Regions from separate parts of the Homo sapiens genome. Here region 2 is linked to region 1. A link is a loop called in an ENCODE intact Hi-C map of the cell type or tissue named here. Cell type or tissue: dorsolateral prefrontal cortex. All regions are shown on one strand. Each heading gives the region's core, and the rest is flanking DNA. Links, peaks and the distances in the headings are about the cores only. Region 1 overlaps TJP2 (tight junction protein 2). Region 2 has its middle 70 kb from the start of ENTREP1.

Region 1 (2,915 bases), core at 161-2,660:
CTCTGTCTCCCAAAGTGCTGGGATTACAGGCGTGAGCCACCATGCCCAGCCGTATGTTTTAAATCTTATATTAAGCTTATACCACTGTTGATTGCCGTTGCTACAGTGGGGCTTATATTAATATTAGAAACACCCCTCATTTGAGTGGTACTTTACAGTTTATAGCAACCTCTACATAAAGCTGGGCATGGTGGCACATGCCTGTAATTCCAGCTGCTTGGGAGACTGAGGCAGGAGGATTGCTCCAGCCCAGAAGTTTAAGACCAGCATGGGCAACATAGCAAGAACTTGTATCAAAAAAAGAAAAAAAAAACTTTCATGTTAAATTCTCACTTGATCCTCACCAAGAACCCTGTGAGGTGAGTGTTATTCACTGGATGCTTAGAGAACCTAGAGATCATACAGCTGGCTAGTGCGTACCAGGAACTTGAACTACTTATAAACTGGAGCAGTCGGAGAAAGCTTGGTGTGTTTGACATTGTCTGTCTCTTGGTCTCCAGGCCCCAAGAGGAAGCAAAAGCCTAATTCATCTTGGCAAATGCTGTAGAAGTTCTTGCTTGGATTTTCTTTCGCTAGACAGTTTTTGGTGGTGGTTTGTTGCTCTCCTTCAGATAAACATTTCTTGATAGTGCAGTTTCTTCCTTCAATATGTTCTTATTCTGGTGTGTACATCCGTTTCTCAGAATGTTTAGTAAACATTTCTGTTGCATACCCTAATGCCAGTTTCTTACCTACTCCTCAGTAGCGTGCTGCAGCAGTGGCTTTGGGACCTGGTGTAGACATTATGGGTTGCTTTATTCATTCCTCACAGTGACAAGGGGATCTTGATTGGTGCTAAGTCCTTGGATGGTTCCCTTGGCCTCAGTGACTCTGAGAGAGCCATCACTGCAGGTGTGATCAGTGCCAGGGTCTTCCTTTCTTCCTTCTCTCTCACTTTTTTTTTTTTTTTTTTTGAGATGTGGTCTCACTCTGTCACCCAGGCTAGTGTCCAGTGGCACAGTCTCAGCTCACTTGAGCCTCCTGGGCTCAAGCTGTCCTCTCACCTCAATCTCCTGAGTAGCTGGCACTACAGGCGTGCGCCACCACACCTGGCTAATTTTTGTATTTTTAGTAGAGACAGGGTTTCACCATGTTGCCCAGGCTGGTCTTGAACTCTTGAGCTCAGACGATTCACCCACCTTGGCCTCCCAAAGTGCTGGGATTACAGGCATGAGCCACCGTGCCTGGCTTTTATTGTAATTTTTAAAGTCTATTTCTAATTTCATCTAAATTATGTTTTGAAATTTTCAATTCGTAGGGAACCGGCAGTCTCTCCCTTTTTATTTCTGCATGACTGCACCACCTAGTGGATAATACATCTGTTACCAGGCAGTGGCCTTTGATGATTTCCTATAGCTACAAATTCTACAAAAAGGAAAATTGGGTGCCTTTTTATGCTTTGAAATCACATATAATTTCTGCCAGTAATTTTTGTTTCTAGGCAAGTACGGACTTTTTGAGAGGAGCTTAATAACGTTTAATTCAGAATTAAAAAAAAAAACGTCAGCCCATACCTGAAGTTTCCCGTGTCACCAATGGACTAAGGATGCAGACTGTCAGTTTCACTCAGTTTATGTGATAATGGCATACAAGATAGAATAATGAGGTCTTTTTCTAAGTTTAGAAACAAGGCTATTTCAAACACCTGAACTTTTTTTTTTTTTTTATAACTTGCTTGAATTTCATCTGCTGTGTTTTATTAAGTCAAAAGAATTAGGAAGGCTTGTTGATTTTTGCATGGCTTTGGCTCCACATTTGATACAGGAAACCTCACCTTTCCCCTCCCTGTCTCTTGTCTTTGCTGCCCCCTGCCTGGATGGAGTATGTTCCAGTATGATGGAGCAATTGTTTCTTTTTGTCTGTTGATTTCCATTAGGTGCAGTGGGCATTGGTCATTGTGCTAAGTATACCATGCAAGAACACATTCAGTTATTACGTTTATGGTATTTTAAATATGTAACATACTTATGCAGTTGAAACCATAAATTGTAAGATTTTTAGTCTTGTCCATAGATTAACGGTTTAAAATAAAATTATTGTGTCTCTTACTGACAGCTGGTTAAATCAGTATTTTCAAAGTATCAATTTACTAAGTTTTGTCATGTGCCTCTATAAGGAATTCACAGTCTTCCTCTGCGCTCCCACAGCCTTTTTATTTTTCCTTCCCAGGAAAAATTTTAGAGACACCAAAAGGATTCTTAAAGTATAAAAATGAATTTCACTGTTTTTGAAAATAAGTACTATTTTTTTCTTAATACCTGGCATTCTGCTCATGGTTGCAGCACTGTAAATTGCTGAAAGTTATAGGTCATTACACATGAAGAGGCTTAAAAATGCCGTTTGATCTATAGTTAACTACAAAATATGGAGGGGGAGCTATATGCACACAGTGTCTGCCATAGCATTAGTTATACTAGCAAAAAAAAGGAAATGGCTTAAATGACTGCTAGGGATATGGTTAATTATATAGTAAATATTGCTATTTACAAATTTAAATTAACTAAAATTAAACATTGCATTCTTCAGTTGCAGTAGCCACATTTCACATGTTCAGTAGCCACATGTGGCTAGTGGTTACTGTGTTGGACAGCACAGCTATAGAACATCGTCACCATGGTAGAAACTTCTGTTGGAGAGTACTGCTAGACAGGTGCTTCTCAAACATTATTTTCCCCGTCACCTCCCTGATGGGAGGTGCTTCTCAAACGTTAATGTGCATATTAATCACATAGGGGCTCTAGTTAGAATGCATATTTTTATCAGTAGGTCCAAGTTAGGGCTTGAGATTCTGTATTTTTAACAGGCTCCCAGGGGTTGGCTACGTAATACCCAAAGGGTGGGGTTCTTGCCTTTATTCTCCAATTCTAATAGGAAAG
Region 2 (2,915 bases), core at 311-2,810, 200 kb after region 1:
AGCCATCCCGAGGAATGAGAAATTGCCAGCGACAACTGGAAGAGGAAAGGAGGCATAAAGCCTGAGAGCATCAGTTAGATGGACACCAGGAGCAAGGGGGGGCCTGTCTTAGCTTCATGGAATTGTCCCTGCAACTTCAGAAATGGCGAAATCTGAAAACCTATTTCTGCCTTCCTTCCCTGACTTTAAGGAGTATTAAAGTAAAAAAAAAAAACACAGAAACATATATATATATAACAATAGTTTACATATATTTAGCATGGGAGGGAACTCAGAAGTCATGTGATTTATCTCCTTCCTAGTTCATCTGGGTAGTAATATACTTTTAAATACTTAAGCATTAATAATGATACACATGCTCATAGGTTAACTGAACATATATAGCGAGGGCAGCTGTTTCGCCTTTGGAGTTCCTTAGGAATCCATAGTCCAGTGGTTTTAACAAAGCATTTCAAATGTGGTTATCAAAATTATACCAGAGGGTTGATTAATTAGCATAAGGGATGTTTGAAATAAGTTTTCACTGGTGAAGTAAATAATGTTCACAACATGTGGCCAGCTAGGAGCACTGCATAGTCATTGTTGCCTCTGTCCCAATGAGGCATCAGAATCTGGTCCCCACTTTGTGAGATTGTCACAGGATGGACTGAGATTCAAGCTGCTCCTTCAGAACCCCAACCTTTCAAGCAAGCTACGTATCTGAGAATCTGAGGACAGCTAGGACTTCCCCAAGCTTACAAACTGTTTTGTGCAGCCTTGCCAATGAGCATGGCTGGCTGGCAGAATTGCCCAAGACCTGCTTTCATTGGAGCATCTTGATGGTGAGGTTTGGAGGAGGAGTCTATGGCCCCTAATTTCCAGACGCTGCCTGTATTTGTCAAAAGAACCAGACATTTGCTGAACTGTCTAATTGGGTAGGTCAGATCATGCTACCCCCTCAATTTGCAGGAAAGGAAACTGAGGCCCAGTGCTAAGAATGGGGCAGGGGTAAGAGACCAGCACTTCTGGCTGGAGTTAACCTTTGGTGTCGTCCATTCCATGAATTTGAACAATGCATGATGACCTGTATCCACCACTGTAGTAGTATACAGAGTAGTTCCACTGCCCTAAAATCCTCTGTGCTCTACCCAGTCATGCCTCTCTCCCCTAACTCCTGACAACCACTGGTCCTTTGACAGTCTCCATAGTTTTGCTTTCTCCAGAATGTCACACAGTTGGAATCAGATACTATACAGCCTTTTCAGACTGACTTCTTTCACTTAGTAATATGCATTCAAGTTTCCTGTATCTTTCCATGGTCTGATAATCCATTAAAACCCTTGAAAAGTTATTTGATTCAATAGTCATAAAAGTAAAGTACTCTATCATGTTAACATCTCAAAGCACTTACCCTCATTTTCTGAATTTACTCATGTCAGGGACCAGGGAAAAACAGGTCTGCAGCCCACACTGGATTAGTGTTCACCTGGGTTCCCACTCTAGACGGCGTCTCCCAGTTTCATTTGTCCTGTGTGATAGGTCCTGGGGACACTGATGAAGAGGACTGGGAGGTAACAGGTGGGGACCCCCTCTTCCCTCTGCACCCGTATCTGTCTCTGAGGCTACCTGTGAGCTTAGGCCCGTCCTCACAGCGAGACCCACGGTGTGAAGATCCAAGGCTTTGGCGAGTCGCTCAGGATTAGGAAGAACTGGCAGAGGAAGGAGGGGGCTGCAGCCAGGCCTCCACCCAGTGGGAGTGGAATTCTGGAAGCAGAACAAAGGGGCCCATTTCCACCTCCCCCCAGGCTGCTGTAGGATGCAGAGGAGGACAGTGGGGCAGGGAGGGAAGGGCCCAGGACAAGGCCATCTTTGTTTCCGTGTTGTTCCTCCCTGAGGCCTCTGCAAGGAAAGCCAAGTCCGAAGTCAAAAGACGCCACTTTTCTTCCACTCTCTCTCTGCAGAAGCCTTCATCCTCTCATTCACTCAACAGGTATTTATGGAGCTCCAGGGTACCAGGCTGTGGGCCAGGGGCTGAGGGTAGAATGCAGAGCAGGAAGAGGGGACACACAAATCACAAATTACAAATGCAAAGCCATTTTCCTCTTGGCTGCTGAACCGTGCCAAGGCTCCAGCAAGGAGGAGGAGCCAAGAGAGGGTGACTTTGAGACCAACAGGTACACGCCTGGTTTCTCAGAGGCTGGCGTGAAGGCTCCCTCATCCCTGATTATCAAACAGGCTCACGTGGCAGATGGTTCACCATCCTGGGAATTCTTGATGAAAAGTTATTCCTGACTATTGTTAAAGATGGTAACGGGCCGAGCACCATGGCTCACACCTGTAATTCCAGCACTTTGGGAGGCCGAGGCAGGTGGATCACCTGAGGTCAGGAGTTTGAGACCAGCCTGGTCAACATGGTGAAACCCCGTCTCTACTAAAGATACAGAAATTAGCCGGGTGTGATCATGGGTGCCTGTAATCCCAGCTACTTGGGAGGCTGAGACAGGAGAATTGCTTGAACTCAGGAGGTGGAGGTTGCAGTGAGCCAAGATTGTGCCACTGCACTCCAGCCTGGGCGATAGAGCGAATAGAGCGAGACTCCATCTCAAAAAAAAAAAAAAAAAGATGGTAAGGAAGACTTATTCAAGCAGGAGCCACCGCAGTGGGGTTCTGCAATAGGGGAGAAAGGTCAGACTCAACCCCAAACATAGCAGGACAAGTGGAGATTTATACAGCCAAGGAGCAATGTTGGGGTCAGTAGATAGAAAAGTACTAAGAGGAAACGTGAGGGCTGGGGCAATTCTTGATACACCAAGTCACTAGGATTCTTGCTGAAGGCAGGCCAGGGTGATAAGCTATCAGGGTAGGGAATGAGGAATGTGATCAGATACCAAGGATAGGAGATTTTTGCTAAACTGACTCAGCAGAATTCTTGCTAA

Evidence for each region. Peaks named below come from ENCODE experiments on the same cell type or tissue, not always from the same donor. Only the 100,000 strongest peaks of a DNase experiment are listed, where the experiment ranks them.
Region 2: it touches region 1 in a loop (2.1-fold over the local background); 1 of 110 quality-filtered maps calls a loop at or near these places.

What each region holds. Positions count from the first base shown.
Region 1 is chr9:69,191,987-69,194,901 of GRCh38, forward strand. The region is part of intron 1 of TJP2 (tight junction protein 2); the gene reads left to right. Among named protein-coding and RNA genes, the nearest start is that of TJP2, 19 kb to the left of the region's middle. In dorsolateral prefrontal cortex, for the core only: CTCF peaks have their summits at 1,361 (motif pointing left) and 1,562; no DNase peak of the experiment used is centred there; H3K4me3 peaks cover 533 bases; H3K27ac peaks cover 2,350 bases.
Region 2 is chr9:69,394,064-69,396,978 of GRCh38, forward strand. No RefSeq gene overlaps it. Among named protein-coding and RNA genes, the nearest start is that of ENTREP1, 70 kb to the left of the region's middle. In dorsolateral prefrontal cortex, for the core only: no CTCF peak of the experiment used is centred there; a DNase peak (open chromatin) is centred at 1,805; H3K27ac peaks cover 353 bases.